3 separate regions of the Homo sapiens genome follow, and all the other regions are linked to region 1. Evidence: read pairs that join two places in POLR2A ChIA-PET (ENCODE). Cell type or tissue: GM12878. All regions are shown on one strand. Each heading gives the region's core, and the rest is flanking DNA. Links, peaks and the distances in the headings are about the cores only.

The links. ChIA-PET counts read pairs that join two places held together with the same protein. Peaks named below come from ENCODE experiments on the same cell type or tissue, not always from the same donor. Only the 100,000 strongest peaks of a DNase experiment are listed, where the experiment ranks them.
Region 2: POLR2A ChIA-PET joins it to region 1 with 5 read pairs; 3 of 35 experiments call an interaction of 5 or more read pairs at or near these places.
Region 3: POLR2A ChIA-PET joins it to region 1 with 6 read pairs; 2 of 35 experiments call an interaction of 5 or more read pairs at or near these places.

The regions. Positions count from the first base shown.
Region 1 is chr2:202,136,137-202,146,164 of GRCh38, forward strand. It overlaps KIAA2012, which reads left to right. Exons shown (of 24, transcript NM_001277372.4): 13 at 2,296-2,372. Among named protein-coding and RNA genes, the nearest start is that of KIAA2012-AS1, 24 kb to the left of the region's middle. In GM12878, for the core only: no CTCF peak of the experiment used is centred there; a DNase peak (open chromatin) is centred at 4,745; H3K27ac peaks cover 254 bases; H3K27me3 peaks cover 120 bases.
Region 2 is chr2:201,958,803-201,968,830 of GRCh38, forward strand. No RefSeq gene overlaps it. Among named protein-coding and RNA genes, the nearest start is that of FZD7, 70 kb to the right of the region's middle. RefSeq lists enhancers at 3,849-4,349, 4,350-4,850, 5,863-5,952. In GM12878, for the core only: a CTCF peak has its summit at 6,924 (motif pointing right); no DNase peak of the experiment used is centred there.
Region 3 is chr2:202,341,007-202,351,034 of GRCh38, forward strand. No RefSeq gene overlaps it. Among named protein-coding and RNA genes, the nearest start is that of BMPR2, 30 kb to the right of the region's middle. In GM12878, for the core only: no CTCF peak of the experiment used is centred there; no DNase peak of the experiment used is centred there.

The DNA.
Region 1 (10,028 bases), core at 1,252-9,251:
TTTATTCCTTCTGGTGGGTTCGTGGTCTCGCTGACTTCAGGAGTGAAGCTGCAGACCTTCATGGTGAGTGTTACAGGTCTTAAAGGCAGCACGTCTGGAGTTGTTCGTTCTTTCCGGTGGGTTCGTGGTCTTACTGGCCTCAAGAGTGAAGCTGCAGACCTTCGCGGTGAGTGTTACAGTTTGTAAAGGTGGCGCATCCGGAGTTGTTCATTCCTCCTGTCTGGCGTTGTTCGTCCTTACAGAGAGCTGATTGGTCCGTTTTGACAGACTGCTGATTGGTGCGTTTACAATCCTTTAGCTAGACACAGATTGCTGATGGGCGCATTTACAATCCTTTAGCTAGACAGAAAAGTTCTCCAAGGCCCCACCCCACCCAGAAGCCCAGTAGGCTTCACCTCTCAATAGCACTCGCTGCGGGACTTTGCGGCACCTAGCCCAGGCACTCCGGCAGCCCAGAGGGAGCTCATCCCCCGATCAAGCCCAGCAGGCGTCGGCCGCGACAGGCCCAGTCCGCGCCCACCCGGAACCCGCGCCGGCCGACGAGCGAGCTGCTGCACGCAGCCCCGGCTCCTGCCTGCGCCTCTCCCTCCACACCTCCCGGCGAGCAGAGGCTCAGGCCTCGACCAGCCCCAGAGAAGGGCCCCACAGCGCAGCGGCGGGCTGAAGGGCTCCTCCAGCACGCCAGAGCGGACGCGGAGGCCAACGAGGCGCCGAGAGTAAGCAAGGGCTGCTAGCACGTTGTCACCTCTCACTGTCACCTAGGCTGGAGTGCAGTGGTAAATCTCGGCTCACTGCAACCTCCACCTCCCGGGTTCAGGTGATTCTTGTGCCTCAGCCTCCTGAGTAGCTGGGATTACAGGCACGCGCCACCACTCTGCTAAGAAATGTTTTAAATCTGTGCAAAAGCCATTTTCAAAGAGAAGAAGATAGCTGAGAAACAACAGAAAAGGGAAGGTCAGCCCACAAAGAATGAGTAGAGGCTTAAGTTCAAAAAGACAAAGATACAGAGTCATATATGGCCATTGGCTCCTAAAAGAGCTACTTATGAGTATCAAGTATGGAAAGAACTTTTTGTTGGACATTCGTCCCACAGAAGAAACTAAACCCTTCGTCAGTAGAGCCATGTGCTTAGCTAAATCTATTCCTCAAATAAACATTCCTTTAGAACATTAAAGTTACTTTTTTTTTTTTTTTTTTTGAGATGGAGTCTCACTCTGTCACCCAGGCTGGAGTGCAGTGGCGTGATCTCAGCTCACTGCAACCTCTGCCTCCCAGGTTCAAGTGATTCTCCTGCCTCAGCCTCCGGAGTAGCTGCGACTACAGGCGCGCACCACCACGCCCGGCTAATTTTTGTATTTTTAGTAGAGATGGGGTTTCACCTTGTTGGCCAGACTGGTCTCGAACTCCTGGCCTCAAGCACTCCACCCACCTCGGCCTCCCAAAGTGCTGGGATTACAAGCATGAGCCACCGCACCTGACCAAATTTACTTTCTTAAGGGAAAAAAAAGAAAAGCAAAATAAAACCTATCCTTTTGCGCCATGGAGTTTTAGGGTCGGGCAGTCTTGGAGGGAAATCCTTACTCAAAACCTCACTAGTGGTACAACTTTGAGTGGGTTACTATACCTTTTGCACCTCAGCTGCCACACCTATAGAGAACATTGACAATGACAACATGGAGGGGAGTCATGGCCATCACACGACAGCCCCATGCTGGTGTCCGGGTGGTGCCTTCTTCCCGGCTGGCTCCGCGGTTTCCATGGTTTCTGTTAGTCCCCTCCCTCCATCCCCACTTTGGCGTTTGCCTTTGTTTGATTCATGTTTCCACCCTTCCTCTTGCCCCTCCACATTATGAGGAAAAAGGGAAGCCTCTGATCTCTCTATTTGGAAGTTTGCAGAAGCCTTTTCCTACTTCAGTGAAGTGCAGTCATACAAAATTTATACTCAACAGCATCAGCAGATTTTTTTCCATCAATATTTCCTTTTTAATTTCAGCTTTATCTGAATTTTAATAGCATAAAGAATTTACTTTTGTTCTTTTAAAGAGCAACCAAAACAAGAATAATATATGTTTGAATATAAGGTCTTAACACTATGTTTAACATGGTGTTTAGGCTATGCCTATAGAGGTTACAGGTGTTTTTTGGTGAGTAAATTATGAATGCCATGGGTGTATATGTGCTTATAATCTTACATACATATGAACTAGGTGTGTGTGTGTGTATGGTATATATAAAAAGTCATGAGATCCAGATCTGACCACCTTGATCTTTTTTCCTCTTTGATTTTCACTACAGCAAACACTGAACCTAGAGCCAATCTTCACATGAACCTTTATGAAACCTCACCGTTGACCCAAACAACAGAGAAGCAGGTATAGTATTGACTCTGAATGAGGATGACACTAGGAGTCACAACTCTTGGGTTCTTGTTTCAGCTTGCTGTGTGCCCCTCAGTGAGACTCTTTACCTCTCTGGGCCTCATTTGCCTAATCAGTAAAATGAGACAAGTAGACTATGAAATCACAGAGGTTCCTTTACTCTTAGACTTGGAATGTCTTAACTTGGACTGTATTATTTGGCTCTTTACTTGTGTGAATAAGCTCAAGGTCTTTCCCTGACTTCTGCAAAGTCAGAAAGGGAATAAGGGAACACAGAAAGGTGGCATCCAGTGAGGCAGTAGGCACTAGTTTTCATTCGTAAAATTAGTAATTCGTAATTAGAGATAAACATTAGCAATTAAGAAAAACAAAGTGCAAAGGTAATCATGAAGAAAGGAGGATGGTGCTTCATCTAGATACATTAAGAATTTCTATTAGCGGGCCAGTCACAGTGGCTCATGCCTGCAATCCCAGCACTTTGCGAGGCTGAGGCAGGCAGATCACCTGAGGTCAGGAGTTCGAGACCAGCCTGGCCAACGTGGTGAAACCAACCCCGTGTCTACTAAAAATACAAAAATTAGCCGGGTGTGGTGGCATGCACCTGTGGTCCCAGCTACTTGGGAGGCTGAGGCAGGAAAATCGCTTGAACCTGGGAGTTGGAGGTTGCAGTGAGCTGAGATCATGCTGCAGCCAGAATCCAGAGTGAGACCCTGTCTCAGGAAAAAAAAAAAAAAAAAAGAATATCTATTAGTGGTTCAAGGACATATGTTCACAAATATTTATAAGTTTGTTCCTTCCTTGGAAGCTTTGAAGCTGGAACTGTCTCCAAATTCTCTCTAGAGAGACAACTCAGGGGAATTCCTAGAACTGAATCCAGGGCCTCGGAGAACCTGAGGCAGAGGCAGCACATGCAGCTCCAGGGGACTCCCAGGTCTCATCCTACTGTGTGACACCTCCAGGCCATGATCTTGACTTCTCCATTCTGTCCACCTTCCTTCCTGCCACAGCCTAGCTATCTCTTCTTCCCCAGCACTCATTATACATAATGATAAAGAAACGGGTTTGCTTTCATCTGCGTGCCTGAGCTGGGCTCTGAGGTAGGACCTGAACTCTCTGTGACAACCCTAGGCCTGGGTCAGGCCTCCACTGAGGTGAAACGCAGCTGAGCGGCTCCTCCCTGCTGCCAAGGAGCTGCAGAACCAACATTTGCATATTTTAAATGCCCACTTTGCAGACATCCCATTTACGGGATCTAGAGACAGAGTTTTTGAAAGAGTGTGTGACTAAGGAAAACATAATATGGTGTATTTTGATAATTCTGCAACCCAAAGGCCATGCAAAGGCCTCACATACCCTAAACACACCCCAAATTCACACAGCCCCACGGTTCTATTCCAAAAGAGCTACTATCACCTGCAATGAAAGAGAGGCTCAGCCAGGTGCAGTGGCTCACGCCTGTAATCCCAGCACTTTGGGAGGCCAAGGTGGGCGGATCACGAGGTCAGGAGTTCAAGACCAGCCTGGCCAACATGGTGAAACCCCGTCTCTACTAAAAATACAAAAATTAGCTGGGCATGGTGGCGCACATCTGTAATCCCAGCTACTCGGGAGGCTGAGGCAGGAGAATCGCTTGAATGCAGAAGATGGAGGTTGCAATGAGCCAAGATCACTCCATTGCACTCCAGCCTGGGCAACAGAGCAAGACTCCGTCTCAAAAAAAAAGAAAGAGGGGCTCAACCATGTCACATTAAATCCTAGGTTGAATTGTTAACTTTGTAGTCAGAAGAAGGAACACCAGAGCGAGGGGTCTTAAACTCTCATGCTGGTTCCCCCCGTGAGGCTGTGGAAAGTCAGCTCCCTGAGAAGCCCATGCACCTGCCTCCTTTGTGAAATGATGGGGTGGCTCCCACCAGAACCCATTGGTTTGTCCAAGTCGCAGTAGTCCCAATTCCTTTAGAAGCAGCCCTGGAAAGAAAGGGCATCTGAGGAGAAGTCTAGGGAGCCCCACCAGCCCCAAACACAGAGAAAACAGGGTGGGAGGGAGGTGGGGGTGACTTCCTGGCCTCCTGCACCCCCGCTTACTTCTCGAGGCTAATGGCCTCTTATTAGATTAATCACTGACTTCAGTTTTAACTACTTCCTCAGCCTACTCCATGGCAATGACTAATTTCATGTTTATTATAAAGCATCTGGAACACATTTAGAACAAATTTCTGTCCAGCTGATTTCAGTTCCCTACCTTGATGGGCCACTGGCAATCCAGGGGATTCCTTCCCTGCGGCCTTTCCCACCCTGAAGCAGAGGACATCACAATACTGATCTTAGCAGCACCGTTCCTTTCCATCAGTTCCCCCACTGGCTGCCCCCTCCCTCCCTTCCTTGGGATCTGACCCTATTAGGGGTTCAGTCACATGAAAGATTTGTACTTTTATCACCCTGCTAGCTGAGCGAGGGGAAGACATGTCAAAGGTGGATATTCTGGTATTACCACCCTCTAATGAGAAGTCGCAGACCTAGATTTTGAAAACAATCTCTGGCGTGTGGGTTGGAGAGAAAGCCACAGGGTGCTCTGCAGAGGCTGGGGTGACGGCGTTCCCTGGGCTGGAGGCTTCTGCAGAGGCCCTACCGCTGTGATGGGAGAGCCTTCACCTTGTCTCCTCAGAGGCTGTCCAAGCTGCAGTGGGAGCAGAAACGGTTAGGCTCCTTCCTCCAGCACACGATGATGGCAAATGGTGGGAATGGTTCCCAAGGCACCCCTTCCACACCTGACCCAAGGAGCGGGGCCTAGGCAGCGAATCCATCAAAAGAAACGAGAGTAGCAACTGATATCAGCAACTTCCTAGGAGTTGGAAGAGGGGGTGAGGTGGTGGGGGCAGGGGTAAGAAAACTACAAGGGGAAATGTGGAGATGAAAAGAGAGCAATGAAAAAAGAAAAAGGAGACAACCAGACATGTTTCAACTCCAAGCTCCCATTTCCTCTTTCAAATGAACTGCTTCCCCACTGTGAACAGAATCAAGTATTTATGAAGGCATTTTTTGCATATTAATAGCTGCATATGGAACATTGCCAGAGCTGCAGTCCTGAAGGTACAGTGCCCTTTTTTAATGCAGGTCTTTCAAACTCCTCACAGAATTTGGTATTCTTCAGATTTATTTTCATTTCTGCCTCGTGGCTCCTCCTAAGGCCCTTCATTTGATTAAGGGAAATTAGTTCCCGGGATACTTTCAGAGACAGAGTATTGCTCTTACCTCGGTGAGCTGCTGACATCAATCACTGGAGAAGCTTTTCCTCTCCCCCAAGGCCTCTCTGTGTAGAGGCCGCAGGTTGGGTAAGGTGACCAGCACCTAAAAAGAGTATTAAAATTATAAATGAAAATTTCAAGAGGAAATATTAATATAGCTAGACAGTGGTGGGAGGAAGTAAAACTAGAAAAAAAAGTAAAATAGTTTCATTAACTTTACCATCTATACTCAGTAAAGATTACCTCCAATTTTAAAAGAAAATCATTGAGAACCAGGAGAAAAATAAACAAAAGACAGAAACAATTCATATCCTAAAAGGAGTAACAGAAAATAAATATGAAAAAAATCATTCATCTTGATTAACAATTTATATGCATATTGAGGCAAACTGTAAGTACCATCTTATATCTGAGATTTGTGCCTTCTCTTACTCTTTTTAAATGGTAACACCCAGGGCTGCCAGAGTTTTGGTAAAACTGGTATACTTATACACTTCTGGTGGAACACAGTCTTGGTTCAATCCCTTTGTAAAGCAAAATGGCAATATAACTCATGAAACATGAAAAACATGAAATATCCATTGATTATGTATTTCTGACTTCCGGGAATTTATCCTAAGGAAATAATTCAACAGAAAAAAAGAAAAAAGTCAGTGAAGATGTCCATTGCAGCATTATCTATAACAGAGAAAATCTGGAAACAGCCTAAGAGTGTAACATCAGAGAAATGATTTTGGGGAGGTTTAGAATCTTGTGGCCTCCAGCCGCATGACTCCTAAACCATAATTTCTAATTTTGTGGCTAATTTGTTAGTCCTGCAAAGGCAGTCTGGTTCACAAGTAGGAAGGGGACTTGTTTTGGGAAAGGGCTGTTATCGTCTTTGTTTCAAAGCTAAACTGTAAACTAAGATCCTCCCAAAGTTAGTTCAGCCTACACCCAGGAATGAACAAGGACAGCCTGGAGGTTAGAATCAAGATGGAGTTGGTTAGGTCAGATCTGTTTCACTGTCTCAGTTATAATTTGGCAATGGCAGTTTCACCCTCAGTGAAGGGTTGACTTCAAGCATTAAAAAAGAATGATTGTTCATACTAGAAACTGAGATTTAATACTAATGTTTAACTAACAGGCAACATCACTGACATTTTGGACCAGATAGTCTTTGTTGTGGGGAACTTTCCTGTTGATTGCAGGATGTTAAGCAGTATACTAGATGCCAGTAGCACAACCCTCCCCAGTTGTGACAATCAAAAATGTTTCCAGACCCTGCCAAATGCCCACTGGGGAGCGAAATCACCTCCAATTGACAACCACTGGTTTAATTTTTTTTTTTTTTTTTTTTTCTTTTTGAGATAGAGTCTTGCTCTGTCACCCAGGCTGGAATGCAATGGCACAAACTCGGCTCACTGCAACCTCCGCCTCCAGGGTTCAAGCAATTCTCTTACCTCAGCCTCCCAAGTAACTGGAATTATAGGATCATGCCACCACTCCCAGCTAATTTTTTTGTATTTTAGTAGAGACAGGGTTTCACTGTGTTGCCCAGCCTGGTCTCGAACTCCTGAGCTCAGGCAATCTACCCGCCTTGGCCTCCCAAAGTGCTAGGATGACAGGCGTGAGCCACCGTGCCCAGCCTGATTTAACATTTTAAAAGTGGAAATCAAAATAAGTCAACTATGACTGCAACTATGTAAAAAAAAAAAATGTATCTATTCGGAAAAGACTTGCAAATAATGCATGAAAAAAGTGCTGTCATGCTAACTTGAAATCGAGGTGGATTATGTTATTTGTTTTCCTGGGCTTTTTTTTTTTTTTTCATTGTTTTGCCTTTTTCTAAATTCTACCTATAAGGAAAGACAGATCATGAGGAGAGCTGGTTTTATTCAAGTCTAGCATAAAATAATCTCGGACTCAGTGTATACAACAAGTATTCAGCAAGCTGAACGGGGTCAACACCATAGCACCATTATTTTTTAGCAAATTATCATTGGTTTAAAATATTTAACATTAATCAGGTTTTTATTAGTTTATTGAATAGAGTCATCAGCATTCTCTTTTTAAGGATCTCAATCCCTTTTTGGCATTTTATCCCTCTAACTCTAGACTTTGGGGGACAATGAATTCATCTTTCTGAAAAATTGGAACTCAGAGCATAAAACTCTCATCCATCCAGATCCATCTATGTAAGCTTGGGAAAAGAGGGGCGCTTGAGCCCACTTGTTTATAGAGCTGTCAGGGCAGAGGTTGTCAGTAAAGAGTATCAAAGTACAAGCTCAAACCTTAATTAGATTTCCCAAAAATGATTGCATCTCTTTGTTTAAAATAAGAAAGAAAGCATCTCACCAGTTTTCACATTGTCACTTTTCTCCCTTTGTTTAAACTATTTCCAGGCTAGGGAGAACAAACATCCTTTCTCACATGCCTTATCTTGGGTTTTGTTTTGTTGCTTTGTGGGGCTTAGAACTTTGATAGTATCCTAAAAATCCTGTTAAATTGGTGTTATATCCCTTTCTTCACTTCTGTTTCAACCTATACTATCTCTTGAGTTCAGGTTTCATAAGTTTACAACAGTATAAATTCATATTTAATCTTATGTATCCTAAGTGTATCTCTTTTGGATTTCAAAGAGTAGCCTGTAATTCTAGCTTACTAGGATTTGGTTTGAATAAACCTGTGTTTACCGCCATCTGTTTCCTTGGTGGTTTCACAGATGGTGTTCATATCCCCGTCAGCTCTCCTCTTTCAGGACCAAAAACAACATGCACACGAAAAAAAAACAAAAGATAAAACACCTGTAGACACACTATGTTTTGTACAAGGGTACAATCGTAACCTTTTATTTCAGTGTCCTTTTAAGCCGTACCCTACCCTGCCTTCTATAAGGCTGTTATCTGCCTTTGTATCCTTTGTGTCTGGCACAGTTCCTGGTACATGGGAGCCACTCAAAAATAAATCAACAGGCCGGGCACAGTGGCTCACACCTGTAATCCCAGCACTTTGGGAGGCCAAGGTGGGCGGATCACTTGAAACCAGAAGTTCGAAACTAGCCAGGGCAACAAAGTGAAACTAAACCTGTCATTAACATTAAGATCCATGTTCTGAATAGAAAAACCCTATCTCCTCTAAGTAGAATTCAGAGATTGCACTTGTTTTATTTTCAGTGATAATGAGATGGAAGTTCAACTGATATTTTCCCCACAACTCACACAATCTCTGGGCATTTCCTGCCATTGGTCATTATGATTTGGTTTTTCCTTCTCTGGAAAAGCTTTGGGTCATGTGCAGACTCGGGGATGTCACTAGGCATCCTTCTTGGAGATCTCTCTGAGGCTGACAAGTAAGATTGGTCTCCACACCAATGCCTAAGAGAATTCGCTTCTGCATTTCCCCATCAAGAGAAGTGCTCTTGACTCCCTACCCTGCCTTTGTTTCTTGTTTCTAAAGTCAGCTGTCTTTTCCAAGACACTGCCAACGTTCACCTATTTCCATGCCTGTGCTCACTCTCCCTTCTCTCTCTCCCCACCCCTCTGGTTTTGTAAATAGCTTTGGTTGTGGAACTTTATTCAAAGGCTTTTTGAAGATCTAAGCAAACTTCATCTTCTGGTTCAACCTTACCCACAGGATTACTTTGTCTGCCCCAAAACGCCCTAGACAATTTAAGGCTAATTTCCTGAGAGGGGTTTGTTTTTAATTACAAAAGGAAGGCTTTTATTTGCTGAGTTTTCACTGCAACTATCATTTATTCCAATAAGTCTGTATTAATCGATGTCTTGGCTGCTAGTGACACATAATATCTGCGTAGTTAATTTTTTTCCTTTTTTCTTTGTATTATGAAAAATTTCAAAGATATGTAAAAGGATAGTATGATGAACCTCCACATACCTATCACAAGCTTTAACAATTATCTCCCCATTCTCTTGAGAGGGTCTTTTTTTTTTTTTTTTTTTTTTTTGAGATGGAGTCTCACTCTGTTGCCCAGGCTGGAGTGCAGTGGTACAGTCTCGGCCCACTGCAACCTCTGCCTCCAGGATTCAAGCGATTCTCCTGCCTCAGCCTCCCAAGTAGCTGGGATTACAGGCGCCCGTCACCACACCCGGCTAATTTTTGTAGTTTTAGTAGAGTCGGGGTTTCGCCATGTTGACCAGGCTGGTCTTGAACTCCTGACCTCAGGTGATCCACCCACCTTGGCCTCCCAAAGTGCTGGGATTACAGGCTTGAGCCACCCGCCTGGCCAAGAGGGTCTTTTTAAATGGTAAAAACAGCCAATGTTTTTGAGTTTTACTATGCACAGGGTTTAGGATTATCTCATCCTTACAACATCCCCATGTAGTTGGTACAGTTATTATCCCTGTTTACAGATAAGGAAATAGATGTCAGGACTAATAGGGCCCCTTTCACACATGAACCGCACTTT
Region 2 (10,028 bases), core at 608-8,607, 180 kb before region 1:
AGATCACTAAAAGCAATTCAGATTTTTTTTTTTATACTTTAAGTTCTAGGGTACATGTGCACAACGTGCAGGTTTGTTAATGTGATCCCAGAGAATGTGATGTTTTCTGTATTTAAGAATAGATCCCAGAAACAAAATAACCATTGATAAAGAAACCTACTGTTACCATAGCATGCAAATACAGGCTTTAGCACTGAGGCAAAGGCTATCTGAGAATTGTGTTGGCAGCTTAAATGTCCATGGTTTACCAGGCAGTCATCTTTCTCATTTGCTACATGGAATACGTATGTCATGGCATAATGATATGTAGAAGCTGTATCATCACACTGAAAAAGCCCCTCAACCACTGCCTGCAAAATCAGCTTTGAATTGGCAAAGTAGACATCCCTAAACCTCAGCCTTCTCTCTCAAGCTAATTCCTCCAACATCAAGCAATAACTATTAAAGAGCAGCTGCTCCAGGTGACAGGTGACCAGCATGGCTGATTCCTAGCACATCTCTCTGAATTGGTCAAAGGCAAAAACGAAAAGCAAAACTAAACTAAAAACCACACACACACACACACACACACACACACACACGCATGCGCACACACACACACACACTCACACAGAGAAACCTTTCAAGATACTCTAAGGATAAACTCGAGAAATATGGGGAGTGTGATAAGAAGTAGCTTAGGTTCAGTTAATACACAGAGTAAGCACAAGACACATTACAGTGTCTGCATCAACAAAACGAAGGGAAAAATCCGCCTAAGCAGCAGATCATGGATCAAAACTCAAATTCCAGAGATTGTGGCAGTTGATTGGCAAAACCTGTCAATTCCAGACTGGCTTAAATTGTCGTTTAAGAACAGATGTCTTTTAGGAGTCAAGTATCTGAAGGCAATTAACTAATACTAACTCATTGGGCCACTCTAACTATGCCTGCTTGGCAATCAGTAAAAGCTTCCCAAAAGGATGGTGGCAGAGTACAATGGAAAATATGCTGGAAGCCAGAGAGGATGTGGGGAGACTGGCTTTCCCACCCATTGCCAGGGAATGTGGATGCCACAACATTTTTGGCAAGAGTCAGGCAGTACATATTAAAACTCACTTGCCCTTGGTACCAGCAGTCCCACCCTGGGAAATCTATCCTAAAGAAATAAATGCATCCAAGGGCAATAATATGTTGCAAGGCTATTACGTTGCAGTGTTGTGTGCACAAGCAAAAAACTAGAAACAAACTGAATGTCTCTCAGTATAGAAATAACTGAACATGCGACGGACATCTGTTGACTATTCATTCAACATCATCTGTCCCCTTCTTCTTTGCAACGGAAGCTTGATTCTGTTTAGGTGACCATTCCCAGGAAAGGAGACCTGTAGTCCCCACTCCAGAGGAAAATCTGTATTAGTCTAAAATGAAGTAGATTTGAAATCTACTAGTTCCACCCTGGTCCCACCATGTCCTAGCTGTACAACCTGGCTGTCACTCCACCTGCCTGGGGCCCCAGTTTTCTCTTCTGCAAAATGCCCATTCTTACACTTGCCCTGCCTAGATGGTAAGGTTTTTATTATGTAAAAGCATTTTGACAACTTGTAAGCATTCTACCAATTTAAAGAAGGATGGGTTTTGGATCAGCCTCTATGTGTGGATGTTGTGTCTGCACTCACCTCCAGGACGCCATTCACACCCGCCTCCTCAGCGCCACACTGTTCCTACACATGAGCTAAGCGGCAGCCAGCCAGGGCCCCAAGCTAGGCTGGCTTTCCAATGCTTTGTTTCCACCCAGGGCTCCAGCCAACACTTCGATTAACTTCTAACTGAAAAACGATGCCAGCTGTAGGACCCAGCTGCTCTTGCCTTCGATGGGATTTCTCTCAGGTTTTCTTTCTTGTGACTCATGACTAAGATGTCCCATCCGTATCCACCATCTTTCCAAAGACAATGTGTAAGATTTGCTTCCCGGGTCCAGTCCTCTCCCTACTCACAATCACACGTGCTGATTTAATCTCAGGAGACGTAAACATTTGCTGGACTTTCTCCATTTATCCCCATCCGTCCGCGGCTATCTTCCCCCACACACGCATTTCTATGTTCTCCTTTTCTCGACACCCACTGCTTTACCCATGCTGCCCTGCGTTCCCTTTATTTCTCAAACACTCAGTTTTCCTAAAATGCAGTTTCCCATTCTCTGGACATAGGAAACTTCTTGCTTCTTCTCCAATGGGGTAGGAATTAGTAAAATTTGCTCCCAAAGCTGCTGTTTCCTTTTTTTTTTTTCCCCAGAGAGATGCCATTTTGGGTGTGTGGTGTTTAAAGACCCAGGGCTGGGTCCCTTGGGGATGAGCTGGAATAATAAGGTTGCTGAACCAGACCTAACCCATTTGGTTATAACAGAAAGTTGTTTTCTACTGAGAGTGGCTTTGAGGCTGAGATGGAGGAACAACATATGGGGGAACAGGCAGAGGCGGGAGGCAATCACAGGGGGACCTGGAAGACCCACAGGGGCTGGCTCAGGGTTAAAGGGAAGCTGGGTCCTGTAGCAGGGTGCTGCCGGGTTGCCATTTGGCATTGATGTCTGGGGCCTCTAGGACTTTTTCCTTTAAGTTCCCCTTGTCCCCTGCCTAGCTTCACGATCCCTCCACAGTCCAAGGCAGAGGACCACAAAGAGATGTCACAGAGAGCACCTGGGTTGCAGTCAGCACACTAGGGTTTGCATTTTGACACTGCTCCTTCCTAGTGCTGTGGCCTCCAGTAAGTCACCTCTCTGGCCCTGGGGGCCTCCTCTATGAAGAGGGAACTGTAATACCCAGGAGGATCAAGGCGAACCAATGCATACTAAGGCTCCTGCTCAAGGTGTGGGCCTCTGCTGCACGAGGCCTACAAAGGAAGGGTTTGCAGTAGATTACAAGCAGCTCATTCTGAATCTGGGGAGAAAATGAGTCCCATTAGGGGAAAAACAAAGCCCTGCATAATAGGTATTAGCTGCAGCCCTACAGAGTCAATAAGAATTAGGTGGGTGATATAACGCTACCCTTGGATAAGTTTGCCCTAATTTTGGCAAGTTCCAGTCTAACCCTCTGAGGCTAGGTCTTTTCTCCCTGGATGGAGAGTTATTTCTTTAAAAGAAGAAAAGAGGCTGGGTGGGGTGGCTGAATCCCGTAATCCCAGCACTTTGGGAGGCCGAAGTGGGCAGATCACTTGAGGTTGGGAGTTTGAGACCAGCCTGGCCAACATGGTGAAAACTTGTTTCTACTAAAAAATACAAAGATTAGCCAGGTGTGGTTGCAGGCACCTGTAATCCCAGCTACTCGGAAAGCTGAGGAAGGAGAATCGCTTGAACCCAGGAGGCAGAGGTTGCAGTGAGCCGAGATCATGCCACTGTACTCCAGCCTGGGCAACAGAGCGAGACACCATCTCAAAAAAAAAAAAAAAAAAAAAAAAAGAAGAAGACGAAAAGAAAAGAGAAACTATTTTGTCATTTTGTATGCATATAAGCAAGAGGGAAGCATTTGTCTCTGTCCACATTACAAACAGAGCCCAGCTTGATGCCAGCATCCTCAACAACTGCCCCTATGTTACCTGAGGATTTACATGGTGCTCCAGAAGGAAGATCTTGGCCTAATCCAGATTCTGACACTACCTGTGTGACCACAGACTGGCCACTTACCCTTCTCTAGGGGCCTTATTTATTCATTTGAAACAAAATACTGGAATCAGGAGCTAAGGTTTCTTCCATCTCAGGCATTCAGTGATTCTGGTCCTTGGTGGGAGGCCTGGACCTTATCTCCCAGTGCAGAACTCCTCTCCCAGGCTGGGTCTCCCCAAGGAGACTGAGAGTTAACTGTGATAAGTTCTGAAGAACAAGAGTCCCACAGCCACCATCACCACAAGAAGAGGTCATCCAGGAACTCTGCCAATGGGTAGCAAGGCCAGTCTTGGTGGTGATGGGGAGGTGGGGATGGGAAGGTGGAGACTGTCCCCTCCCCACCCAAATCCTGCCTAGTGGCCTCCTCCAGTGCGCCACAAGAGGACTGAGTCTTGGTTGCTCCAGGCAGAAGAAGCTCCTCCCTGCACACCAGAGCTCCTCATTGTCCACAGACATGTCTCCCCATAATGACTTTAGTGAATGTGCCCCGAGGGCAAGATGATCATGTATTCCAGAGAGAAAGGAATACCCTCAACCACGCCTCCTGGGGGGTGGGGATGGCCAGGACCATTGTGGTGCTCCTGCTGGCTCCATTATAAACAGGGACAATGAGGTCAAGTTACACAGGAGTCCATATGTTCCACTGAAATTAGCCACAGGCCTCGATGCAGTCCGGTCTCAGAAAGAAAGTCACGACCTGTGCCCATTGTGAACATTTGATGCTAGCCAGGCCAGGAGTGGGAGCCAGCGGGGTGTGGGTCAGACCTTGACATCTCTGCCTCTTTTAGAGCCACAAAGCTGCTAGCAGCAGAGCAGATACAGTTTGTGGCAAGAAAATGAGAGAAGCACAGCGTTTTCATGGATCACAGGCATGGGGGAAAAGACACTTCAACTCCGTTGTGTGCTGACAGCTCATGTAGCCTGTCCCACCACTCCTCGGCTGGTCCCACGACCTGAGCCTCTGTCCACGGCCCCCTTCCGTTCAATGGTCTGCATTGTGCAGGAAATATCTTCCTTTTGTTTTTCCAACCATTTATACCTCGGCTCATTTGTTTTCTATTCTTGGGAGCAATTCATCTGCTCTTGGGCCCCACAATGTCTTTCTTCCCTTGATTCCTAGACAAGATGCTTGGACAGGTCCATTGTCTTAACAGTGGCCAACTCGTGGTATTTAATAAAAGTTGTGCTTTAAAAAGAAAAACCAATGGGGATTCCAGTTTTTATCCATGGTAACTTCTGAGAAATTTGGTAGTGGTGCTGCTCCTGTGTGGCTTGGCCTTTGTGCTTTTTGTTTGGATTTCAGGGGAGAGTTCCACAGGGATACCTGGGGAAATTTTCCATGATGCCAAGACAATGGGCAGAGTTCCTCCCCATTCCTCTCTGCCATCCTGGCAGATTGTAAAATTATACTCTATTGCTAGAATGAAGGAGAACTTGTATGGAGAGTCCTTTCTATTGCTCTGTGGACTACAGCCCTTCATGGTTGTTCAAGAAAAATGGATTTGGGGGCAGAAAGAGAAAAAGGCAGTGAGGTTCAGAGCAGTTTGGGCCCAGGCAGGCTCATATATGGAAGGGACAGAGGCTTACAATAGAAAGTGTTGCAAAGACCTGGCCTGGAAGTCCCAGAAAGGGTCTTAATTGTAAGTCATTTTGTCAATGCATCGCAGGCTTTTTTCTGGGTGCACCAGAGAAATTACTGTTGCTGGGATCATTAGGGGTGCAATTATCCCAGTTATTAATACACCACCAAACGTGGGAGGGGAGGGCGTGCTCAGCCCCATCCATGGGCTCCCCAGCTGCAGGTTTTCATTTCCCAACAGCACAGGAGGTCTCGTAGGGATCCACAGAATTGTCAAGATAACTACTGGCATCTCTTGGCTCCAACAGAGACTTGCACAGTATTATAGACAGAGGAAATGCCATTGAAGAAGTGGCTGTAAGATTCTTCAGGGTTGGGTCTCCTTGGATCTCTCACACTTTTTCCCTCAAAAATGTGTCACAGGTAAAGTAAGTATTTCCAAACAAAGCTTCAGGGTAGCATAAAAAGGGTCAGACTCTCCCTGCTCCACACAAGCCATGGGTTTCACGATGTCTATGTATCCATACATGCACGTGCCGTGTGCGCGCACACACACACACACACACACGCATCCCTTTGAACATGGTCACTGGTGGAGAATGAACGGCCTCTGCTCTAGCCTGAGCATCTGTAAGATGGTCAGGGGATGCCACAGGCCCCACTCATCTACAGGGAGGCATCTCATCGAGCCAGACTGCACAAAAGCACCTCCTCAACATGGTGGACGCTCAGCACTCTTGGCAGAAACACTTGGCACTGGCAGGAAATCTCAGCAGGGCGGCTTGTTTCCGCTCATCAAACACCAGTAGCTTTCACCGAGAGCAGCAGCAAATGGAAGAAATGTGTCTGATCACATCCGGGCTGTGTGTCAGCACTTTTCCGAGGCAGAGTTAGCTGGATTCTAGCTTTGAAGAAAAGGTTGTTACACTCTCTTTCTGTCCTGCAGTATCAGCCAAGAAGCAGGTGGCAGGGACTTACCTGACACCCAGCTGCCCTCCCAATGCCCCTGGGACAACCTGAGAGGGTCAGTTGAGAAACAGAAACTAATGACAGAGCCCACTCTCTCCCTGCTAAACACAGGGCTGCCAGCTACTCAGGAGAAATGAATGCCCAGGGACAAAATACTTGGGCCTCTCTTGTGCCTCCTCTGTGGCCATCCCAATAGCTTCCTGTTCATTCTGCTCTTGTTGGTCCCCCCAGCGGCTAGGCAGGGAGGGGAAGCAGAGTGTAGACCCCCATGCCTCAGTATGACTTGCGCCTGCTCAGCAGCTCCAACAGCAAGACTGGTGAGGAGATGCAATCTGTGAATTATCAGTGGGTCAGGTGCTGGAGGATGCCCAGGCATCCCCCAATAAGTAGCTGCTCTTATAACCAAGAAGCCACGCTACCCCCCATCATAAGAGGAGTAGGGGAGTAGAACAAAGATACCCTTGACCCCATTCCTTGCACCACAATCTCCTACCCAGACTAGAGAAGGAAGTGTCTATTTGCAAGGCGGGATTCGTGTGTTCCACACTTGGATTCACTCCTGTGGGCCCAACTCACCATCCAGAAATACAAAAGGACTTCTCTGAAGAGTATAAAGCCCCACACTCTTTCAGAGAGCTGCCTTGGAAGGTCAGAACTCTTTTTTAAAAGTGAATTTAAACAGGTCGCCAATAACGGCAATCTTTGAAATATACTCCTATGCATCCTGAAGTCAAGAAGAGTGGCCACATGGGGTCAGTGGTTCACATCTGTAATCCCAGCACTTTGGGAGGCTGATGCAGGAGGATGGCTTGAGCCCAGGATGTTTGAGACCAGCCTGGGCAACATGGCAAAACCCTTGTTTCTACAAAAAAAAAGTTTTAGTTAGCCAGGTGTGGTGGTACGCACCTGTGGTCCCAGCTACTCAGGAGGCTAAGGTGGGAGAATTCCTTGAATGCAGGAGGTTGAAGCTTCAGTGAGCTGTGTTTATGCCACTGCACTCCAGCCTGGGCGACAGAGAGACTCTGTCAAAAAAAAACAAGATGATGTAATATTTGAAAGTGTACTTTCCACTTTTTTATTTAGGTTAAGTACATACACATTAAAATATACAAATTGGCCAGGCATGGTGGCTTGTGCCTGTAATCCGACACTGTGGGAGGCCAAGGTGAGTGGATCACCTGAGGTCAGGAGTTTGAGATCAGCCTGGCTAACATGGTGAAACTCCATCTCTACTAAAAAATACAAAAATTAGTCGAATGTGGTGGCACGTGCCCGTAGCCCCAGCTACTCAGGAGGCTAAGGCAGGAGAATTGCTTGAACCCAGGAGGCGAAGGTTGCAGTGAGCCAAGATCACACCACTGCACTCCAGCCTGGATGATGGAACGAGACTCCACCTCAAAAAAATAAAACAAAACAAAATAAAAATAAAGTGTACACATCTTCAGTAGATAAGTTGATGAATTTTTGAAGATGCATTCACACATGTACCCACCATCCAGATCAAGCTATAGATTTCCAGCAGCCCAAGAGGTCCTTCATGCCCTTTCCAAGTTGATACCAAGCAAGCTACTACCCTTCTGACTTCTGTCACCATAGATTCATTTTACCTATTCTAGGAGTGCAGATAAATGGAATCACACAGGACCTACCCTTTCATGTCTAGCTTCTTCTCCACATTCTACCTGTGGTGCTGCCTCACATTGCTGAACGGAGGAGTAGTTCAGGCTTTTTCATTGCCTAGTTGTATTCCATTGCATGAAAATCCTTACTTTGCTTTGGTCCTTTGTGGCATGAGTGAGAGAAAGCAAGAGAGAGCTGCGTGGACTTGGTGCTTCTGCTGGGCAGCCCGGTAGCGGAGGCCAGCATGCAGCCATGGGGAGGAGGAAACGAAAGCAGAAAATGGACTGCAGAGCTCTCAGGAAGGAAGGCTGGAGCCAGCCCTGCTGTCTTGGGCCATGTGTCCTAGGCGCTCCTGCTGAGTAGGGAAGGAAGATTTCAGACCAACCTCCCTCCCCACCCCCAACAACAGCCGACTGTTCCTAGACCGTCGCCCCCTCCCCAAAAGCTCGTTCTCCAAGGACAAAGAGAAACTCAGAGATCTCAACTGCTCCACAAGCCAGTGTGAGGAGAGGCCCTTTATTTCCCGGGGCCTCTGGCTGACTAGCCAAACCAGTCGAGCATGACAACCGTCTGCCCATTAATGCGAGTGCCAGCCCCAAGCATCTGTTTCTTTCTCTCCTGTTTCCCGTGGGTGGTGGGTGGGGGCTCTCTCCAGCTCCTCTGCACTTTTTCCTCCTAATCACAATCATTTGTCTTAACAGGGCTGCAAACCACTGTGGCTAAAAAACCCAAGCAGCGCCCGCACAAAGCCAACAGGCACCGGCCTTGCCCACATCCCCTGGCTAGCCTAAAGTGAAATTGAAGCAGCCCACTCTGCCATTATCCTCTTTCCTGCTTGTTTCGCAGGGCCTACGGCTACTTTTAGATGGCCACACTGCCTGGTGTGGCCTCCAAATATCTGACCACCCCTCCTCCGGTTTCCAAAGGCAAATGCCAGGACCCCATTGACACAAACCCAGTGCCTTAACAATCTGAAGACCAAAGAACCAGCCTTCACAAGGGGGCCTGGAGGTGCTGTTTAGGCCAGGAGAAAGACTTCGCTCCGGGGGTGGGCTTTCTGAGTGAGTTCCAGTCTTAATGAAAACCCAAGAGGAGCTTTGGGAAAATGTGAAAGGGGCTAACTGCGGAGGCGGGGGAGCCACCCACGGCCACCCAAGACCACTCACTCTACCTGCCCTTTCCCACCCCAGCTAAGGGTCCTAGACGGCCACCCTCCACCCAAACCCCCACCCAACACCAGGTTATCAGTCTGGCACCCTTGTCCCTGCTGCAGGCTGTGTCTACCCCAGGGCCCAGCCTCTAAGCCTCTCTCCTTTGATTCTCCCCGCAGCACCTTCTCTTAACCCCCACTGCTGTTATAGGCTGAATTGTCCCCACCCAACCCCCACCCATATGTTGGAGCCCTAACCCCCAGTACCTCCGAGTGTGACCGCATTTGGAGACAGGGCCTTTAAAGTGGTAATGAAGCTAAAATGAAGCTGGTGGACCCTCAGCCAATACAACTGGTGTCCTTATAAGAAGTGGGAGAGACACCAGGGATGTGTGCACACCAGAACAGGCCGGGCAAAGACACACGGGGAAGACGGTCCTCTGTAGGCAAGGTCAGAGGCCTCAATAGAAACCGGCCCTGACAACACCTTGATCTTGGACTTTGAGCTTCCAGAACTGTGAGGGAATACATTGCTGTTGTTTCAGCCACCTAGTCTGTGATATTTTGTTCTAACAGCCTGAGCAGGTAATACAACTGCCTGTACTTTCTTTTGAGAATGGCCCAGACCTTGGTCACTGCTCCAGCAGACCCTGCCGGCTGACTGCCACCCAGGGGGAGAATGCGGAGGGATGGAAAGGGAGCCCACACTGTTCCCAACCCAGGCCCCACCCACCCTACTGTCCCGAGCCACCTTCCACCAGGACGTCTGTGGGGCACCCTGTCCCCTGGTCCCTCCCAGCTCGGTGGCAGGGTCTCCTCTGGCTTCACCTGATGGAAGGTGACTCCCAGTCTCCTTCTAGCCAACAGGACCACGGATGCATTAGGCCCCCTCAGAAGCAAGCAGTGCATGGGGATCCATGCTGAGATGAACAGTCCCCGGTGCAGAGCAGACGGTGTCAATCTCTGGAACGGAATGGGAAGAAGAGACTGCCAGCAGGGTGTCTCCAGGCACAGGGAGGCCTCTGGAAGGACAGAGGTAGGAAAGGTGACTGTGGGCCCGTGGGGTGGCTCTG
Region 3 (10,028 bases), core at 1,138-9,137, 200 kb after region 1:
GGGCAACAAGAGCAAAACTCTGTCTCAAAAAAAAAAAAAAACAAAACACAAAAATTACTTGGGCGTAGTGGTGCGTGCCAATACTCCCAGCTACTCAGGAGGCTAGGCAGGAGAATCACTTGAACTCAGGAGATGGAGGTTGCAGCGGGCCGAGATCTTGCCATTGCACTCCAGCCTGGGCGACAGAGTGAGACCCTGTCTCAAATAAATAGACAAATAAATAATAGGCCAGGTGTGGTGGCTCACGCCTGTAATCCCAGTACTTTGGGAGGCCTAGGTGGGTGGATCATCTGAGATCGGGAGTTCGAGACCAGCCTGACCAACATGGAGAAACCCTGTCTCTACTAAAAAAATACAAAATTAGCCAGGCGCAGTGGCGCATGCCTGTAATCCCAGCTACTCCGGAGGCTGAGGCACAAGAATCGCTTGAACCCGGGAAGCGGAGGTTGCAATGAGCCAAGATCATGCCATTGCACTCCAGCCTGGGCAACAAGAGCAAAACTCTGTCTCAAAAAAAATAATAATAATAATAATAAAGCTTTTTGTCCTGAACATCCTAATTTATCCCTATAGAAGAGCCAGAGGATTCCAGGCAAGGATTATGTAGGAACAGTGCTCAGCAATGTGATTTGAAGAGCATCAGATATGCTTTCTTATTTAAAAGTATCTCCTTTACTTGCCTCGTTTCTGTGGAGTAAACTTTACTACAAACTCCAGTCTTTGTTTGGTGGATAGATAACAGTTCTTGGCCAGGCGCGGTGGCTCACCCCTGTAATCCCAGCACTTTGGGAGGCCGAGGCGGGCAGATCATGAGGTCAGGAGATCAAGACCATCCTGGCTAACACGGTGAAACCCCGTCTCTACTAAAAATACAAAAAATTAGCCAGTCATGGTGGCAGGCGCCTGTAGTCCCAGCTACTGGGCAGGCTGAGCCGGGAGAATGGCGTGAACCCAGGAGGCGGAGCTTGCAGTGAGCCGAGATCGCGCCACTGCACTCCAGCCTGGGCGACAGAGCAAGACTCCGTCTCAAAAAAACAAAAACAAAAACAAAAAAAACAAAAAACAGTTCTGTCTGCACTCAGGCTTCTCAAGGTCTCCCCTTCAAACCCTCCTACTCCCTTCACCCCCAGGAATACTGGGGCTGCTATTCCATATATAATATTTTCCCATCATAACATATATGTTAACCCTTAAATTGGTAAGTATAAGAGATATGTGCGGCTGGGCGCTGTGGCTGAAGCCTGTAATCCCCCGAGGCCGAGGCAGGTGCATCACGAGGTCAGGAGATCAAGACCATCCTGGCTAAGACGGTGAAACCCCGTCTCTACTAAAAATACAAAAAATTAGCCGGGCATGGTGGTGGGCGCCTGTAGTCCCAGCTACTCGAGAAGCTGAGGCAGGAGAATGGCGTGAACCTGGGAGGCGGAGCCTGCAGTGAGCGAAGATCTCCCCACTGCACTCCAGCCTGGGCAACAGAACAAGACTCCGTCTCAAAAAACAAAACAAAAAACAAACAAACAAACAGAAAAAAAAAACAAAGATATGTGCAAAGGGGAGTGGAGATCCATAGGAGGGAATGGCAACTTTCTTAAACAAGTCTAGAAAGGTTTCACTGGGAAGATTGCAGGATAACTGGGATTTGAAGGATGGTTAGAATTTTGCCAGGTGAAAACAAAAAGGTTTTCTCAGGTGGAGGGAATAGCATGAACTTTATTTAATTATAAAATTTCTTTTTGAAATAGAAGTATTCCAGTTAAGGATGGCCGGGAGTGGTGGCTCATGCCTGTAATCCCGACACTTTGGGAAGCTGAGGCGGGCGGATCTCAAGAGATTGAGACCATCCTGGCCAACATGGTGAAACCTCATCTCTACTAAAAATACAAAAATTAGCTGGGCGTGGTGGCACATGCCTGTAGTCCCAGCTACTCGGGAGGCTGAGGCAGGGGAATCGTTTGAACCCAGGAGGTGGAGGTTGCAGTGAGCCGAGATCGCGCCACTGCACTCCAGCCTGCTGACAGAGCAAAGCGAGACTCTGTCTCAAAAAAAAAAAAAAAAAAAAAAGTAATATTCCAGTTAAGAATAACACATTAGGGATAACACTAAATCTTCATATAAATTTATTGTATTGGCTCACTTTACTGATTGATTGAAGGTTGCAAGATAGCATAAGACTCTTGGGTTGCAGGTTTTGGGAAAGAAGAGTGGGGTGGAAGTGGGAAAGATAACTCTGTTTATCTAAGGGAAGATTTGGCTTAAAGCTCCCAAAATGGCTGGCACTTGTTCAACACGTGATGATGATGAAACTGACATGGATACTAATCTTAAGGGTAAACAAAGGTTGTCAAGCTATCAAGACTGTTTTAATAATGATGATTCCAAAGTAAAAAAGTAACAATAGTATTTTACATTTATGTAGTGTATTAGTCTATTCTCACACTACTTATAAAGAACTACCTGAAACTGGCCAGGCACGGTGGCTCACGCCTGTAATCCCAGCACTTTGGGAGGCCGAGATGTGCGGATCACTAGGTCAGGAGATCGAGACCATCCTGGCTAACATGGTGAAACCCCGTCTCTACTAAAAAATACAAAAAATGAGCCGGGTGTGGTGGCGGGCGCCTGTAGTCCCAGCTACTCGGGAGGCTGAGGCAGGAGAATGGCGGGAACCCGGGAGGAGGAGCTTGCAGTGAGCCGAGATCGCGCCACTGCACTCCAGCCTGGGCGACAGAGTGAGACTGTGTCTCAAAAAAAAAAAAAAAGAAAAAAAGAAAAAAGAAAAAGAAATATGATCCAATCACACCGCAATCCAATCACCTCCCACCAGAAGCCTCCTCCAACACTGAAGGTCATAATTCAACATAAGATTTGGGTGAGGACACAGAGCCAAACCATATCATATAGCATTTTAGAATGTTCAGTGGACATTTTTGCATTCATTAATTTATTTGACCCTGACTGAAGTTATGAGAGATAAAGACACTTCGACTCAAAAATATTTTGATCACTAATCCAAGGATCACTCTCCTAATTAGCAGAGCTGGACTAGAATCTGGGCATCCTGATGAAGTCTAGCATTATTTTCTTTGTTCTTCTGGAACAAATTAACCCTCAGGGTGACAATGAGAGACTTTTAAAAGAATTCACAGCAAGGGATATAGCCCATAACAGAAAGTTCCAGGCAAAGATTGTGAAAAATTACAGCTTTCTGAAAACCAAAGGGTCAAACCATGTAATGTTGGATGATTGTTTTTGAATTCCCTTGATTTCCTATCAAGTTGAGTCCTGCACAGACATTGAGGTTCACCCTTTGTTTATAACTTGGCTTGAGTCACTAAAGGCAGTTGATCAGCAGCTGTAGTGCAGCCCAAACACCTGAGGGCTGATCTCTTCCCACCTCTGCTTTATGATGAAAATTTCTTAAGTGAGTGAGTGGGTGTTATTTGCTGAGAAGGAGCTTCACTGAAAAATGCCTAGCAGACAGCAAAGGAGTCCTCGTTTCCTTCTTTGTTATCTTGTTTCTTTTTCTCAAGAAACTTTGAGTAAATAAGTAGGGAAACTTAGTTGATTTTTTTTTATTATACCTTATTTGGGTTAAACTCTGTATTACTTGATTATTGTTTTCTTTTTTCTTTTCTTTTTTTGAGACAGTCTTACTCTGTCACCCAGGCTGGAGTGCAGTGGCATGATCATGGCTCACTGCAGCCTCGACCTCCTGGGTTCAAATGATCCTCCTACTTCAGCCTCCTGAGTAGCTGTGACTACAGGCATGTGACACCATACCTGGCTAATTTATTTATTTATTTATTTATTTTTAGACAGAGTCTTGTTCTGTTGCCAGGCTGGAGTGCAGTGGCGCAATCTTGGCTCACTGCAATCTCCACCTCCTGGGTTCAAGCAGTTCTCCTTCCTCAGACTCCCAAATAGCTGAGACTACAGGCGCCCACGACCATGCCCGGCTAATTTTTGTATTTTAGTAGAGACAGGGTTTCAGCATGTTGGCCAGGGTGGTCTTGATCTCCTGACCTCAGGTGATCCACCCGCCTCAGCCTCCCAAAGTGCTGGGATTACAGGGGTGAGCCACTAAACCCGGCCTGGGTTTTTTTTTTTTTTGGTAGAGATTTTTGCTGTGCTGCTCAGGCTAGTCTGGAACTCCTGGACCCAAGCGATCCTCCTGCCTTGGCTTCCCAAAGTGCTGGGATTATAGGCCTGAGCCACCGTGCCTGGCATTGATCATTGTTTACTTCCATTTATTTTATTATAGCTTTTCCTGTTCAAGGGTTTTTGTTTGTTTGCTTTATTGCAGACAGGGTCTCACTCTGTCACCCAGGCCAGAATGGAGTACCATGATCATAGCTCACTGCAGCCTTGAATTCCTGGCCTCAAGTTATCCTCCCACCTCAGCCTCCCAAAGTGCTGGCATTATTACAGGCATGAGCCACCACGACCCACCTCAAGTGTTTTTTAAGTTAAAAAATTATTTAACTTAACCTCCAAATTAGGAGGTCTGCTAGAGTACTTCTCTGAATAATATTTTTCTATAAAGTGTACATGGGTACACTTTATAGAAAACACCTGCTTATATTTTCTGGGTCCTTGAATGAATGGAGAAGGTGTGACAGTACTTTCTGTCAGACTGCATGTGAAGTACAGCTTAACTGGGTACAGGATTCTTGGGTCACAATCATTTTCCCTCAAACTTCGCAGATGTTACTTCACTGTATTTTGGCACTTGGTGTTAAAGTAGAGAAGTATGATGATATTTGATTCATTTTCTCAGATGTAGTCATTTTAAATAAAGTGTCTCAATATCTGTGAGATTTCTTTTTTCTGTCCTTAAAATATTTAAAACTTCTGATTATAAAAGTAAGATTGGAGATTACCAAACATTTGGAAAGTACAGAAAATTTAAACTATAAAATTTAAAATAACCAATGAACAAATAATATTTCACGATAACTCTTATTAATATTTATTGGTGTGTTTCCTTCCAGTCCAGGCCAGACTATTTTAAAATAAAGATAATAGATATTTAAAGTAATCTATTTAACATATTTAAAATATTTTCAGAGCATTCAAGCTCCTCTATACATTCCAAATTAAGAAGCCTTGATAATAATGACTAACATCTATTAAGTAATTCTACTACATGCCAGGCACTCTTTTAAATGTTTTACATGTATTAATTAATTTAACCTTTATTATAAGCCCATGAGGAAGATAATGTTTATCTCTACTTTGTTTTTCTTTTTTTCTTTTTTTTCATGAGGCTCTGCTTTCACGGTCTGTATTCGTACTAAAAATCAACATCAAGCGAGCTTTTGCCCTTCTGCTCCACGGGAGGTTTCTGTCCTCCCTGAGCTCGCCTTAGTTTTTTTTGTTTTGTTTTGTTTTTTGAGCTAGAGTCTCACTGTGTTGCCCAGGCTGAAGTGCAGTGCCACAATTTCGGCTCACTGCAACTTCCACCTCCTAGGTTCAAATGATTCTTGTGCCTCAGGCTCCTGAGTAGCTGGGATTATAGGCGCCCACCACCACATCTAGGTTTTTTTTTTTTTTCATTTTTTTGAAACAAAGTTTCACTCTTGTTGCCCAAGCTGCAGTGCAATGGAGTGATCTCAGCTCACTGCAACCTCCGCTTCCTGGGTTCAAGCGATTCTCTTGCCTCAGCCTCCTGAGTAGCTGGGATTACAGGTGCCTGCCACTACGCCTGGCTAATTTTGTATTTTTAGTAGACATGGGATTTCGCCATGTTGGTCAGGCTGGTCTCAAACCCCTGACCTCGTGATCCACCCGCCTCGGCCTCCCAGAGTGCTGGGATTACAGGCATGAGCCACTGCGCCCAGCCCATTATCTCTACTTTTCATATAAAGAACTTTAAGCAGCAGGGCATGGTAGTTCATGCCTGTAATCCCAACAGTTTGGGAGGCTGAGATGGAAGGACTGCTTGAGCCCAGGAGTTTGAGACCGGCCTAGGCAATGTAGTAAGATGTTCTTTCTAAAAAAAAAAAAAAATTCAAAATTAGCCAGACGTGGTGGCTCATACCTGGAGTCCCAGCTACTTGGGATGCTGAGGTGGGAGCATCACTTGAGTCTGGGAGGTTGAGACTGCAGTGAGTGATCATGCCACTGCACTCCAGCTGGGACAACAGGGCAAGAACTTGTCTCCAAAAACAAAACAAAACAAAACAAACAAACAAAGAAAACAAAACTTAAAACAGGCTAACTGAATTTTTCAAGGTCACAAAACTAGAAAATGACAGAACTGAGACTTTAATTCAGGTGATCTAACTTCAGGGCCCAGGCTGAGGCAGGAGAATGGTGGGAACCCGGGAGGTGGAGCTTGCAGTGAGCCGAGATGGCGCCACTGCACTCCAGCCTGGGCAACAGAGCGAGACTCCGTCTCAAAAAAAAAAAAAAAAAAAGAATCCAGACTTCATAGTGGCTACCACAGTCTGGAGACCATTTTTCTGTACTGAACCATTAATAGGGGGCCAAAAAAGGGATTTGAGGCTGCTGTGTATATGTATACACTAAATGTTGGTGATTTTAAAACATATTTCCCAGTTTTTTGAACTGCTTATTGAGTGGTGGTATTTTTGTCTCCTTTCCTTGAACTTTGAGGGTCTTTGTGACCGCATCATGACTCTACATGAGTTGCAAGGCTAGATTATGAAAATGTCACTCGGCCTCCATCTTGGCCTCTTGGCATGCTCACTTTCAGAACTTAGCCATTATGATGAAAGGAAATCCAAACAACTCCATGGAAAAGCCACATGACAGCACAAACTGAGGTCCAGTCTGAGGGGCAGTATCGACCACCAGACATGTGAGTGAGCAAGTCTTCAGACAATTCAAGTCCCAGCTGCCAAGTCACCCTCAGCCCTGAAGTCTTCCTAGCTGAGTCTCTAGACATCTTAGAGCATATATAAGCCATCCCTATTGAACCCTCCTCCAATTACAGATTTGTGAGCAAAATAAATGATTATTATTATTTTAAGACACAAAGATTTGGGATAGTTTGTTGAGCAACAATGGTAACTAGAAAACCAAGTATATATTACCCTTCTCATCACATGCCTGCTTATACACACACACCAGGCTCATTGACTTTACTTAATGTTTAGTCAGCCGCCTATACAATATGTGTGGACCTTTTTCCCTGAAATTGTTTTCCAGCTAACTTTGAGTTTAATTTCCAAAGTAAGAGCAAAGACTAAGACACAAGGAAACACAAGGCTGCTGGCCTGTGGTTGAGTCTGGTAGTCCAAATATCTACTGTTCCCTTCTTTGGCCATAGAAACCCCATTTAATTTAATTCTGGTCAACAGGATGGATTGAAAAGTTGCTGTGAGTGTTAAATGAGTTATACATGTGAAGTACTTAGAACAATACCTGGAACATAAAAATTTATCACTATGAATGAGGGAGCTGCTTTGGTCCTGAGGGCATTGTAAATTGGACAAAGTTGACCTACAGGTTTTAATAATGCAAGAGGAGTAGATTCTACTCCCCAAGTATCTGAGAATCCATCCTTTCAGCCTTAACTCAGACCTTTATCAGTTCTCACTTAGGTTTTTTTGGTAAACAGCAGCCAAAAAAAGTCTCTCTGCTTTATTCTCTTTCATTCATTCTTTTTTTATTAAACAAGTATTTGAGTGCCTGTTATGTTCATTATAATCTAATCACAGTTAATTATTTAATGACAACAGTGTTAAGTTATAAGTTTTTTTGTTTTGTTTTTTTTAAATGAAGTCTCACTCTGTCACCCAGGCTGGAGTGCAGTGGCACGATCTTGGCTCACTGCTGCAACCTCTACCACTGGGGTTCAAGCAATTCTCCTGCCTCGGCCTCCCAAGTAGCTGGGACTACAGGCATGCACCACAATGTCTGGTTAATTTTTGTATTTTTAGTAGAGACGAGGTTTCACCATGTTGGCCAGGCTGGTCTCAAACACCTGGCCTCAAGTTATCTGCCTGCCTCGGCCTCCCAAAGTGCTGGGATTACAGGTATGAGACACCACGCCTGGCCAATAAAGAAATAACGTTTCTCCAAAGAAGATATACAAATGGCCAATAAGCACATGAAATGATGCTTAACATCATTAACCATTAGGGACACGTAAATCAAAGCCACAGTGAGATCCCCATTCATACCCACTACGGTGGTTAAAATAAAAATGATACACAATAACAAGTGTTAAGAAAGATATGGAGAAATTGGAACTTTTATATATTGCTGATGAAATTGTAAAATGGTATGGCTCCTTCGGAAAACAGGAAGTTCCTTGAAATGTCAAACAGAATTACCAGATAAGCCAAAAATACTGCTTCTAGGTATACGCCCTAAAGAACTAAAAACAGGTGTTCAAATAAAAACTCGTATACAAATGTTTATAGCAACATTATTTATAATAGCTAAAAAGTGGGAAAAAAACAATTGACCATCAATGGATAGATGGATAAATGATATTATTCAATCATAAAAAAGAATTAAGTGGCCGGGCACAGTGGCTCATGCCTGTAATCCCAGCACTTTGGGAGGCTGAGACGGGTGAATCACGAGGTCAGGAGTTCAAGACCAGCCTGGCCAACATAATTGAAACCTCGTCTCTACTAAAAATACAAAAATTAGCTGGGCATGGTGGCAGGTGCCTGGAATCCCAGCTACGTGGGAGGCTGAGGCAGGAGAATCACTTGAACCTGGGAGGTGGAGGTTGCAGTGAACTGAGATTGCGCCACTCCACTCCAGCCTGGGCAACAGAGACTCGGTGTCAAAAAAAAAAAAGAAAAAAGAATTAAGGATTGATACATGCCGCAAAATGGATGAACCTTGAAACATGCAAAGTGAGAGAAGCCAATCACAAGCGGCCATTTATTGTGTAATTCCATCTATATAAAATGTCCAGGGTAGGCAAATCCATAGAGACAGAAGTAGGTTGATGATTGTCAGGGGCTAGAGGGAGGGGGCACTGGGGAGTGATTGCTAATGGGTAAGGGGTTCCTTTTTGCAGTAATGAAGTGTTCTAAAATTAAGTAGTGGTGAAGATTGAATTATAGATTATATAAAAACCACTGAAATGTGTACTTCAAAAAGGCGAATCTTATGAAATATGAATTATATCTCAATAAAGCTGTCATAACAATTGTCTTGAATGAAGAAGGGCTCTCTGAACACATAACCGAGAAGCCATAAAAGACTGATATGTTGGACTCCATAAAAACACAGCCTCTCACTCCTGCTCTCAAGGGATCCTCTAGACTGCAGGCTCACCACCATGCCTGGCTTCTACAAATGTTTAAGAGAGAGAAATGCCCGTACATCACTTTAAAAAATGCAAATTAAAACCAAAACAGGCCAGGTGCGGTGGCTCACGCCTGTAATCCCAGCACTTTGGGAGGCTGAGGCGGGCGGATCACCTGAGGTCGGGAGTTTGAGACCAGCATGACCAACATGGAGAAATCCCGTCTCTACTAAAAAAAAAAAACCACACACACAAAATTAGCCAGGCGTAGTGGCTGAGGCAGGAGAATTGCTTGAACCTGGGAGGCAGAGGTTGCATGAGCCAAGATCGCGCCATTGCGCTCCACCCTGGGCAGCAAGAGCGAAACTCCATCTCAAAATAATAATAATAATAATAATAATAATAATAGCATGATGATACAAAAGTATTTGATATGCTATATATGTGTGAATACTGAATTGAGCACTTTGTGTAACTATTGTTGCTATGTAGATACTATGTGAGGATGAAATCATGAAAAAGAATGAATATTATATCTTTTGAAACATGTATTTAAAAAATTATATAATAGCATTCCCTCTGCTAAATTACATTCTTGCCAAGTAGAAATTCAAGTTACACAAGCAAGAGCCTATTTTAACTTTTGGATGAATGTTGTCTTCCCATATATATATATGCCTTAGCTACCTGCTTCTAGATAAAGATCAGGTTAAGTGTCTTTCACATGGGAATTTCAAAGCAGTTTAAGGGCAATAATTAGTTCTCATAATAACTCTGTGAAGTGTGTGTA